Regions from separate parts of the Homo sapiens genome. Here regions 1 and 2 are each linked to region 3. Evidence: chromatin contacts called from ENCODE Hi-C data. All regions are on one chromosome and are shown on one strand. The core of a region is the stretch at or near the end of the contact, and the rest is flanking DNA. Distances in the headings are between cores, read along the strand shown.

The links. A loop is a pair of places that touch in the nucleus more often than their neighbours do. Pooled maps may share reads with other maps.
Region 1: a pooled map shows a loop between it and region 3 (4-fold over the local background). The contact joins the promoter of GCNT2 here to the enhancer-like site in region 3. A Hi-C loop is called at or near these places in 8 of 37 single-sample maps with no recorded cell type and 5 of 50 pooled maps.
Region 2: a loop to region 3 is called in a pooled map, with 21 times the contacts of the local background. The contact joins the promoter of MAK here to the enhancer-like site in region 3. A Hi-C loop is called at or near these places in 2 of 37 single-sample maps with no recorded cell type and 3 of 50 pooled maps.

Annotation. Positions count from the first base shown.
Region 1 is chr6:10,518,877-10,522,738 of GRCh38, reverse strand. GCNT2 (glucosaminyl (N-acetyl) transferase 2 (I blood group)) reads right to left here and starts at 1,388. Exons shown (of 5, transcript NM_145649.5): 1 at 1,322-1,388. LOC101928146 (a long non-coding RNA gene) reads left to right here and starts at 1,333. Exons shown (of 3, transcript XR_001743961.2): 1 at 1,333-1,391. RefSeq lists enhancers at 1,042-1,101, 2,822-3,517, 3,597-3,741, 3,757-3,862 and a cis regulatory region at 3,664-3,674.
Region 2 is chr6:10,836,782-10,840,816 of GRCh38, reverse strand. MAK (male germ cell associated kinase) reads left to right here and starts at 2,278. Exons shown (of 15, transcript NM_001242957.3): 1 at 2,278-2,314. RefSeq lists enhancers at 1,596-1,755, 1,806-1,865 and a silencer at 2,086-2,215.
Region 3 is chr6:7,961,596-7,965,476 of GRCh38, reverse strand. All of the region lies in intron 4 of BLOC1S5-TXNDC5 (BLOC1S5-TXNDC5 readthrough (NMD candidate)), which reads left to right. Among named protein-coding and RNA genes, the nearest start is that of TXNDC5, 53 kb to the right of the region's middle. RefSeq lists an enhancer at 1,746-1,795. Within about 2 kb of position 2,121, at least 3 of the 41 ENCODE cell types and tissues checked have a DNase peak (open chromatin) inside an H3K27ac peak, as active enhancers do.

The DNA of each region.
Region 1 (3,862 bases), core at 139-2,638, 2.6 Mb before region 3:
GATTTTGAAGTTACAGGAACCAAAAATTACTGCCATAGGTAGAATACTTCCACAAGGGAGACCTCAAGCTTCTGATCACTAAGAATAATTACATGAAAGAATATAGCCTCCCTTCTTCCGATAATTGCAATATGCTGTTCAATCAGAACAGAGTGCAAAGAAACAGATCCTTTACGCTGTAGGGTCCCCAGGGCCTGGGATTACAGTCTCCCTATTTCTTCTGGAAAACCACAGCCTACAGGTAACTACCCTCTATTTGGCCAATCTACTACCAGGTGCAGAAAGACTATTTACAAGTGACGACTCTCAAAGGCCTACATTTAAAAATAAGGAAAACAGAAAAGTAGCTTTGAGTTTGGCAAAACCTGAATTTACTTAGTAGACCTGTCTTTAATATCAGAAGATGGGTTTTCATAGAATGGCAATATGGATCTACTACTTTTCTACATGGCCCAGAGCTTCATTTTCAATTTTACCTATTATCAAATGAGGTTCATACCTCACAGGAATGTTCATACCTCACAGCAACTAATTAAATAAAATACATTTCAGGCTGTGGACGGTGGCTCACGCCTGTAATCCCAGCACTTCAGGAGGCTGAGGCAGGTGGATCACATGGAGTCAGGAGTTTGAGACCAGCCTGGCCAACATGATGAAACCCCATCTCTACTAAAGATACAAAAATTAGCCGGGCTTGGTTGTGCATGCCTGTAGTCCCAGCTACTCAGGAGGCTGAGGCAGGACCCAGGAGGTGGGGGTTGCAGTAAGCTGAGATCGCACCACCGTACTCTCGCCTGGGTGACAGAGTGAGACTATGTCTGGAAAAAAAAAAAAAAATTTAAATGCCAGACAGTACCAAGTACCTTATCAAATTCTGGAAACATTTTCCCTTGCCTGAAGGAACTGAGAAACATAAACCATTAAGTCTGAAGTGAACGTTGTTCTTTCCTACAAAGTTAAAAGTTGTAACTGAGATACAGAAGGATACTAATGATTTAGAGACAGATGGAAAACCCTCGTGCCCAGTAGGCCCATCATGTAATGAAACAACATACAAACATGCTATTCTTTGAAAAAAAAAAAACCTTTGAAAACAGAAATCTCATGACCAAATGACTCATTCAACATTTTTTGGTGTACTTACTTTATGCCCGGCACTGTGCTAGGTTCTGGAAATATAAAACATCCACGCAGCCCATTTGAGTACCAGCCTATTGGACCTTAAACTGCTGTCAGCGATTTAACAGAGGTAACACGAGAAGACCAGCTCCCCGCAGTTTCCTCCCTCCACCAGTTTCCCAGCACGCTGACCTCCACCTACCTCTCTCAGTTCCCAGGAGGGTAAGATTGCCCAGAGGCGTCCAGCAGTGAACACAGTAAGCCTGTTTAAGGTAAACGCAGTTTAACCCTAGCGTTTTAAGTGGAATAACAGAGGCTGGAATGTGAAAGTGGGAAGGTCTGTTTGCTTTCAGTCCCACCCCCAAGGCCTGCCCTAAGAGTCTGAGACAGGAGAACACACGTCTACAGAGAGCCTGCCTAGAGTCTGGATTTTTTAAGCTGCTGGATACCAGGTGCTACCTGACACCAGCTCATCCCCTGCCTCTAGAGTCCTGGAGGGCTTTGAGTTGATCACTTTCCACTCCAGGAATGTTATAAGAAACCGCTCAGAAAGGTAACTGCCCTGGGTGTAACTGGGTTTTTCATGAGGACACTCCAAGATAGACCTCAGGATAATTATTTGGGTGTTTTCCTAAGACTACCCTCCATTTTGCCCCCTTAGAGGCTGCTTTTTCAAGAGGGGAAGTTTTGGATTCCCTCACAGACCCCTCGTGTTTAAGGTTCCACTCTTATGTTTAGTTATTGGTAGGAAATCTTATAGTCTCTGCCCCAGGGTAACCTCTAACAGATTTAGATATGTGTTCTGCTCAAATGCTACCCACACTGGGGAAGGGGAATCCTAAGGTGGCAGCAGAATTTAGTAGAAAATGCCCTGGGCATTTTCAGAAGGCAAGTTCTCTCCTCTCTAATGCAAGCTGTATATCTTGAGCAAGTCACTTCCTCTCTCTGAACCTCTGGCTTTTCCTAGGCCAGGCAAACGGGCTCTTTACATACCCTTTCAGGAATGAACTGATTCCTGTCCCAGGAAACAAGCTAGTCATACCGTGCATTTAGCCATATCCCTCTCTTCTGCCAAACACTTTGCAGTCAGAAGCAGCTTATAAAATTCAGTGGGGATAAAGCAGGGTATGGTGGTGTGCACCTGCAGTTTCAGCTACTAGGGAGGCTGAGGCGGGAGGGTTGTTTGAGCCCAGGAATTCTGAGACCAGCCTGGGCAACATAGTGAGACATCAACTTAAAAAAAAAAAAAAAAAAAGAAAAAATCCAACTGAGTTAAAAAAAATTTTTTTCCAGTCATAAAGCCAGGATAAACTGAAGAAATAGCAAATCAACTTTTTTTTTTTTTTTTTTTTTTTGTGACAGAGCCTTGCTCTGTCACCCAGTGCAGTGTCACAATCTCAGCTCACTGCACCCTCTGCCTCCCAGGTTCAAGCAATTCTCCTGCCTCAGCCTCCTGAGTAGCTGGGACTACAGGCATCCACCACTATGCCCGGGTAATTTTTGTATTTTTAGTACAGAAAGGGTTTCACCATGTTGACCAGGATGATCTTGAACTCCTGGACTCAAGTGATCCACCCCTCTTGGCCTCCCAAAGTGCTAGGATTACAGGCGTGAGCCACCACACCCGGCCCAAATCAATGATTATTTTTCTTTTCTTTTTCGTTTTTTTTTTTTTTGAGACCGAGTTTTGCTCTTGTTGCCCAGGCTGGAGGGCAATGGCACGATCTTGGCTAACCGCAGTCTCTGCCTCCTGGGTTCAAGCAATTCTCCTGTCTCAGCCTCCGAGTAGCTGGGATTACAGGCATGCGCCACCATGCCCTGCTAATTTTTTGTATTTTTATTAAAGACGGGGTTTCTCCATGTTGGTCAGGATGGTCTCGAACTCCCGACCTCAGGTGATCCACCCACCTTGGCCTCCCAAAGTGCTGGGATTACAGGTGTGAGCCACTGCACCTGTCGTCTGTTTTCTTTTTCTTTTCTTTTTTTTTTGAGATGGAGCCTTGCTCTGTCACCCAGGCTGGAATGCAGTGGTGCAATCTCGGCTCACTGCTACCTCCGCCTCCTGGGTTGAAGCAATTCTGTCTCAGCCTCCCAAGTAGCTGGATTACAGACGCCTGCCACCACGCCCGACTAATCTTTTGTATTTTTAGTAGAGACGGGGTTTCTCCATGTTGGTCAGGCTGATCTCGAACTCCTGACCTCAAGTAATCTGCCCACCTTGGCCTCCTAAAGTGCTGGGATTACAGATGTGAGCCACCCCGCCTGGCCAAATCAACAATTCTTAAAATGACCTATTTTGAAAAGACTAAAAGAAGCCCAACTGTTTTAACAGCATTTATTTTAGAGTTTTAGGATTATGGTAAATTTTACTTTCTTCTATGTATTTTTTTCCTATTTTCCACATTTTATAAAATGGTCATGAATTATTTTTTTCTAATTGGAAAGGAACAATTTTAATGGTCGTGACTGGTTATCTTCTCCCTCATCTTACGCTGCATTGTGTGTGTTGGGCCCAGATCTACAATTCAACTTCCTCATGAGCGCATGAGTCAGCATTTCTTCATGGCCTGTCATTCTGTACTGTTTGCAAAAGTATGAAAAATAGAGACCAGCCCATGGGAATTTTGCTGGAGAGGTAAATAAAATGCTCCATACAATTCTATACCTTTTACCAACCAAAGAATAAAATCATCAAATATCCAAGTATACATCAGTATTTTACAAACCCAGACTTTAGTGATGA
Region 2 (4,035 bases), core at 1,029-3,528, 2.9 Mb before region 3:
GATACCACTATCCACCAGTCATCTAAGCCTGATGGTCCTGCCGATTTTAACTCCTAAACATCCCTTGAATTCTGTCTTTCTCTGTCCTATTTCCATCATCACTGCTAGAGTTGGATCCTTATCATTTCTTCCCAGTCAGTTGGGAGAAAGACTCCCAATCTTTCTCTTGCCTCCAGACTTGCAGCTCAAATCCACCCTACCCACTGCTCCTCTTGGGATCTTTCTGAAATGCAAATGTGAACATGTCACTCTTCTGTGGGAGATTCTTCACTGGTCTTCCTCATTGACACATGTTAAAGCTTAGGCTTCATAACTGGGTATATAAAGCTGCTATGACCTATCTAACTTATGCTTTTTACTTTGCCTGCCTACTTCACTTATTTATTGGAGAGCAATGAATCTTTTATTTATTATTATTATTATTGAGACGGAGTTTTGCTTTTGCTGCCCAGGCTGGAGTGCAATGGTGTGATCTCAGCTCACTGCAACCTCCGCCTCCTGGGTTCAAGCTATTCTCCTACCTCAGCCTCCCAAGTAGCTGGGATTACAGGCATGCGCCACCACGCCTGGCTAATTTTTTGTAGTTTTAGCATTTTAGTAGAGATGGGGTTTCTCCAGGTTGGTCAGACTGGTCTCAAACTCCCGACCTCAGGTGATCCGCCCACCTCGGCCTCCCAAAGTGCTGGGATTACAGGCATGAGCCACCGCGCCTGGCCATTTATTATTATTATTATTTTGAGACAGAGTCTTGCTCAGTCACCCAGGCTGGAGTGCAGTGGCACGTTCTCCGCTCACTGCAACCTCTGCCTCCTGGGTTCAAGTGATTCTCCTGCCTCAGCCTCCCGAGTAGCTGGGATTACAGGCATGTGCCACCACACCCAGATATTTTTTGTATTTTTAGTAGAGATGGGGTTTCACCATGTTGGCCAGGCTGGTCTTGAACTCCTGACCTCAGGTGAGCCACTCACCTGGGCCTCCCAAAGTGCTGGGATTACAGGCATGAGCCACTGAGCCCCGTCTGTTTTTAAATGTTTATTTCAATAGCTCTTGGGGTACAAGTGGTTTTTTGTTACATAGATGAATTATATAGTGGTGAATTCTGAGATTTTAGTGCACCCATCATCTGAGTAGTGTATATGGTACCTAGTGCATAGTTTTTTTTATCCCTAGGCTCTCTCCCATCCTCCCCTTTCTGAGTCTCCAAAGTCCATTATTTCACTGTGTATGCCTTTGCATACTCATAGCTTGGCTTTTGCTTATAAGTGAGAACATACAGTTTTTGGTTTTCCACGCCTGTATTACTTTGCGTAGAATAAGGACCTCCCACTCTTCCAAGTTGTTGCAAAAGACATTATTTCATTCTTTTTTTGTGACTGAGTAGCAGCCTATGGTGTATATATACCACATTTTCTTTATCCACTCATTAGTCAATGGGCACTTAGATTGGTTCCACATCTTTGCAATTGTGAATTGTGCTGCCATAAACATACGCGTGAAAGCCTACTTCACTTTAAGCTGTGAGGGCCACAGGCATGTCTGTCGTGTCTACCTTGGCGCTATTCTTGGTCCCAAGCCCACATCCTGACACCTAATAATTACTAACTTGCCGCACCACTGCTTCATCACTTATGTTTCTGTTTCGTAGACCCTTTTTGCCAGCCAATCTGAACTATTTGCAGTAACACAAGTGTGCCTTCCTCTCTAAATTCTAGACTAGTTACAATTTACCCATTTATTCACACATTCAGTCATTTTTCTTGGAATTACCACTATCTAACTCTGTGGCTGATACTAGGCAGGTTCTCTGAATGAATAAATGGAAACAAACTTAGAAGGGCAGCTCAAGAGGTAATACATACCCAAGGAATTGACCAATTTAAGGAACTGCATACAAGAACAGTTTTTCCCCAGGCACAAGTAAACAAGTGCAAGTATGAGGCAAACAGACTTCCTTCTCTTGCTCTGCCCGGTCTGGGAACCATATTTTAATTAATCAAGACTTTGTAGAATGAATCGGAACAAAACCAAAACAAAATAAAGGGCAAACAAACCAACTTCTGACAAAGACCTGACTGAAAAGGTAATCAACTCCCCTAAACCCCAAGTCTAAATGGCACACTTGCTGCAGCTCAGCCGACAGTCCCCCGGCTCCATGAAGCCCCGCCCCGGGGAAGGCGGGGCCTGCGGGAATTGGCGGGGATTTCCCGCGAGGCCACGCCCTCTCTGGGCCGGCCGTAGGCCCGCCTGCTGCCCCCGCCGTTTCCTAGGAGATGAAACACACAAGACGCCGGAGCTTCACAAGGGAGCGAACGAGGTAAGCAGCAGGCGCGGACAGGTAATCCCCAGCGGGCTGCAGGGCCACCACCCTCTGTCCGACCCAGCCGGAGCCCGACCTGCGAGGCTGGCCGGGCATGTCCCCTCGGCGCCCTGTGCTACCAGGGCCAATCTCCGCCCGGAGACCGGTCCCTGACGCCGGTAGGGGAAGGACTGGAGGGAGGAGGGTCCCCGGAGGGGCGGAGCGGGCGGGAGTGGTCAGCCCGAGGGAAGGCGGTCGGTGTCTCCCAGACCTCTTGACCACTTTCCCGCCTCCTGGACCGCGGGGGCCGGCCTGGCGTGGGAGGATGACGGCCGGGCGTCCCTTAGCCTGAGACCCCCGCCCCTAAACTCTCCTCCGGGATCTCCCACCTCTGCTCCCCTGCTGCTTGGGCTGGCGGTGGAAACTGTTTTTAGGACAGAGAGGCAGGATTGGGTCTCAGGGAGGCAGCGGAACTGAGTTCAGAACTGTTGCAAAATCTAAAAGGAGGGAGAAAAACAGGAATTAGGTCCGACTCCAGCCCTCGCTGGTGCATCCCAAAGGACGCTCAGGTGAAAGTGGAATTCCGCACACCCCCGTCCCCCCCAACGGCGCCGGACTCCCGGCGCCCGGGGACGCCCCCTCCTTCCACCACGCGGTCCCTGGAGCCTTTTAAGAGCCCTGGTTTGCAGAGTCGGATCAGAAAGTGTGTGACGAAAACTGTCCCTTTTCTGCAAGTAATCCGTTTTAATTTAGGGACAGGTCGAGAGTGCGGTGTCGAGAGCAATAAAACTGGTTTTTAGTGGTTAGTAATCTCAATCCTACAAGGAAAGAGCTGTATGCAAATGTGGTTAGATAATCGTTTAAAAGAAACAGACATTTGTTCTAATGATAACGGAATTCTCAAAGAGGGAAGCCAAAGTTATCTGACTTTATTTATTCAGAAACACAACCCATTAAGTGAAATAATGGTGAAAACAAAAGTGACTTTCCAGCTTTTCGATCGGGCCCCGCCTCCCCGGCCCTTCAATTCCCGAGGCTTGACCGGGAGGGAGAAAGTTCCCCCAACCGCGCCACCGCCTGCTTCCACTGCAGGCACCGGGCAGGACGTTTAATCTCTTCGTCGGGGTGGACTTTTTTTGTGTATAAGCTTTGAAATAATTTGTGAATATGAGCACAGAGAACTGTGCTTTTATATTTTAAGATACAGTCTTTGTTTTCCCATTGTAATAGCTCATTTAATTTCTGTAAAACTTCGACTTGGTTAGTTTGGGATCTTTTTTTCCTGCGTTGCTTTTTAAAGAGTTTGGTGACTTTTAAAACGTTAATTACTCTTTTGTTGTGTATTAGAAGCGTTAAGCCAGCCTCGGAGTGACATAATATGTTCTAGAAAGCCACGTTGAAGACATCCAAGCCTTATCTCTTCAGTTTTTGGCAGACGCTTGTTTTACCCTTCATTTGCCCTCTTTGCTAATCTTCTTTAATCCTATCTGAATCTCTTATTAGCTGGCAAAAGCTGTTGAGAGTAAAGGCTATATTTACAACAATTGTGCACTTAGAGAAACGGTAATTATGAACTTAGATTAAAAAGTTGAAAACTAGAATGAGAGATAAATTATAAGGGTATTTATTTTTGTGTAGGTCTATAATTAAGCCTCTAAATAAGCATCTTTTTCTTTAACCCATAGGAAGGTCAATAAATGTTATAGCTTGATTGTAGAAAATTCCAAGTTTTTAACAAT
Region 3 (3,881 bases), core at 872-3,371:
TTATTACTGTATGAACATACCACAACTTGTGTATTCATTCACTCACTGATAGATGTTTGAGTTGTTTCCCACCTTTTGGCTATTTTGAATTAAGCTGCTGTGAATATTCATAGACAAGTCTTTTGTGGATGTGTTTTCATCTCTTTTTTGCAAAATCCTGGGGGCAGATTTGCTAAATGATATGTTAAGTGCATCCTTAACTTTGTAAGAAACTGCCAAACGTTTCCAAAATGGATGTTTTATTTTATATCCCCACCAGTGGTACAGGAGAGTTTCAGTTGCTCCACATCCTTGCCAACACTTGGTATTGGTAGTCTTTCTTTTTTTTAAGTATCAAGTATGCACTGAAAGATACATCAACATTAATACAGAAGAAACAGAGTCAAATCATTTAATCGAAATAATATAATAATATAATTCTGGCCGGGTGCGGTGGCTCACACCTGTAATCCCAGCACTTTGGGAGGCCGAGGTGGGTGGATCACAAGGTCAGGAGATCGAGACCATCCCGGCCAAAACGGTGAAACCCCGTCTCTACTAAAAATACAAAAAAATTAGCCAGGTGTGGTGGCACACGCCTGTAGTCCCAGCTACTCGGAAGGCTGAGGCAGGAGAATAGTGTGAACCTGGGAGGCAGAGCTTGCAGTAGGCCGAGATCGCGCCACTGCACTCCAGCCTGGGCAACAGAGTGAGACTCCAACTCAAAAAATAATAATAATAATAATAATATAATTATACATCTCGGGAAATTGAGAGCTGGAAACTTGGCAGGGGCTTCCACATTATGGAACAATTTCTATAGCTGCAATGAACTTAAAAAAAATACACTTAAACATTTATAAATGTATGCTTTGCCTGGAAGGAGTCTGGCAAAAACAACAAATAATCTTAAATGTATACATTTCATAAAAGTGCTAATGATTTTTCCCAACGCTTCCCATTCACCTTCACCCTACAGAGAGTTCTGACTTGGCTCATTTAATTTCTTCCCTTCCTCAGTCACTCAAAAGTGTTCTTCCATTTCTTGGTCACTTATTTGGACTTTTTTGATGTCCAGGCTGTAGGAAAAGCAGTTTATTTGAGAGGTAAAAGTGGCATTTGGGCTAGAGCTTGGTTAGAGCTAATTCTGAGAATGTTCTAGAAAGAGTTATCAGAGTAGTTGTTAAGTATGAAAAAAGCAGACAGCAGAAAATTATTGTGGCAGACTATATACATTACCTTCTCATCATAAAAACAAAGCACTCATTGTTTTTACTGAATTGCCTGGTGGTAGATGGGGTGTGTTCTTAACTAAGCACTGCCTTGACAAGACAGAGGGATGTGGTGCCATCATCTTTTCAATAGGAAATGTATATGTGCATATATTTGTGTATATGTATTTTTCCTATATTGATTGCTTATATACATATTCACATCCTTATACATATCTATGTTTTATAACTTGAACCTTGTTTTTTTAACTTTATTGAGGTATAATTTATAAAAAATTATATAATTCAAGTTGTACAACATGATTTTTGATACATGTATACATTGTGAAATGATTATCACAAGCTAATTAACATATTCATCACCTCAGATAGTTACCTTTTTGGGGGTGTGTGTGTGCGTGCGTGCTCGTGCAGTGAGAATACTTAAGACCTCCTCTCTTAGCAAATTACGGGCATATAATGCATTATTATTAACTACAGTTACTGTGCTGTACATTAGGTCTCTAGAACTTGCTTTGTTTTTTTGGGATAGAGTCACTGGAGTGCAGTGACGTGATCTTGTGATCTTGGCTCACTGCAACCTTCGCCTCCTGGGTTCAAGCGATTCTCTGCCTCAGCCTCCCACGTAGCTGGGATTACAGGCGTGCACCACTATACCCAGCTAATTTTTGTATTTTTAGTAGAGATGGGGTTTCACCATGTTGGTCAGGCTGATCTTGAACTCCTGGTTTCAGGTGATCTGCCTGCCTTGGCCTCCCAAAGTGCTGGGATTGCAGGTGTGAGCCACTGCACCTGGCCAACTTACTCATTTTGTAAGTGAAACTCTGTACCCTTTGACCAACATCTCCCCATTTCCCCACCCACAACTCCTGCCAACCACCATTCTCCTCTCTGTTTCTATGAGTTGGTTTTTGTTTTAGATTCTGTATATAAATGAGATTATTAGTAGTCTTTTTATTTTTAGCTGTTCTCGGTTCGGTATAATGGTATCTCTTTGTGGTTTTAAGTTGCATTTCTCTGATGACTAAAGATAGTGAGCATCTTTTCATGTTATTTTTGGTCATTTGTACATTTCGGGGGGTAGTGCCGATCTCTTTAGTTTATGGGCTGTGTGGTTGTGTGTTGTTTGTTCCATCGTTGAATAGTAAGAGTTATTTATATTTTCTAAATTTAAGTGCTTTGCCAGACTCATTAATTACAAATATTTTCTCCTGGTTGATGGCTTGCCTTTTAATTTTCTCAACAATTAGTTCATGTTTTAAAAAGTTGTACTGAGCAAAATTTAGCCAGGCATGGTGGCAAGTACCTGTAGTCCCAGCTATTGGGGAGTTTGAAGGGGAGGATCAATTGAGCCGGGAGGCAGAGGTTGCAGTGAGCCATGATGGCATCACTGCACTCCAGCCTGGGTGACCGCGCGAGACCCTGTCTCAAAAAAAAAAAAAAGTATTTAGTTGCCAATTCTTTATTTCCAATTCTTCATTGCAACTTTATTGACACATAGTTGACCACAATAAATTACATATGTTTAAGGTGTACAATTTGATGAGTTTTGACATGTATACACCATTGAAGCCATCATCACAATCAAGATAATGCACATTTCCTTCAGCTCCCCAAAAAACAGTTTATTTTGAAGAGCAAAAGTTTTTAATTTTGATGAAGTCCAATTTATCAAATTTTTCTTTTATGGTAAGTGATTTTTATGTTATTTTTGGGAAATCTGTGAAAATCTTTGCCTCAAGGAGCAAAATTTGTCTCCTATAATTTTACTTACATTTTCTCATATTTTTTCTAAATAATTGTAACTATAGTGTTAATTTTCTCCTTTAACCACTTATTGAGTTTTTAAACATTTTCTAAATAGCTTTTTAACCAAAAATTTTTAATTAGCTTTTAATTTTTTAAGTTATGATGAAATAATGTGTACTTTTAATTATATTTTTCATTTTTATATGTATTTCTTATATATTCAATCTGTATTTTTTGATGAATTGAGCCGTCAAGGCTAATACAGGGATGTTGAAGTGTCTCCCTTTCTCTCTTTATCCCGTTACCCTGTGTCGTGAGTTCCATCGCCGTGGTTCTTTCTAATTTGGTTTTGAGGTCTCCACTTTTGAGAGTGGCCAAAACCTGGCCGGGCGCGGTGGCTCACACCTGTAATTCCAGCACTTTGGGAGGCCGAGGTGGGCGGATCACGAGGTCAAGAGATCCAGACCATCCTGGCTAACACGGTGAAAACCCGTCTCTACCAAAAACACAAAAATTTAGCCGGGCGTGGTGGCGGGCGCCTGTAGTCCCAGCTACTCGGGAGGCTGAGGCAGGAGAATGGCGTGAACCCGGGAGGCGGAGGCTGCAGTGAGCCGAGATCGCGCCGCTGCACTCCAGCCTGGGTGACAGAGCGAGACTGCGGCACACACACACACACACACACACACACACACACACACGCCAAAAACCAAGAAGCCACTCTCTGGGAGAGCCCTAACAGCGTGGGGTGGGGGAGCTAGGTTCACCTGTGTCCATCAAGTGAGACAAAATGAGGGAATGAAACCAAAATGGCTGAAACAGAAGAACTGTATAACTTACAGATCCCGGAAAGGTCAGAGCTGCCAACAGGAGGCTAAGGAAAAGTCCAGGGGTGTCAGAGAGCTCAACCAGGGAGAGGGAGTG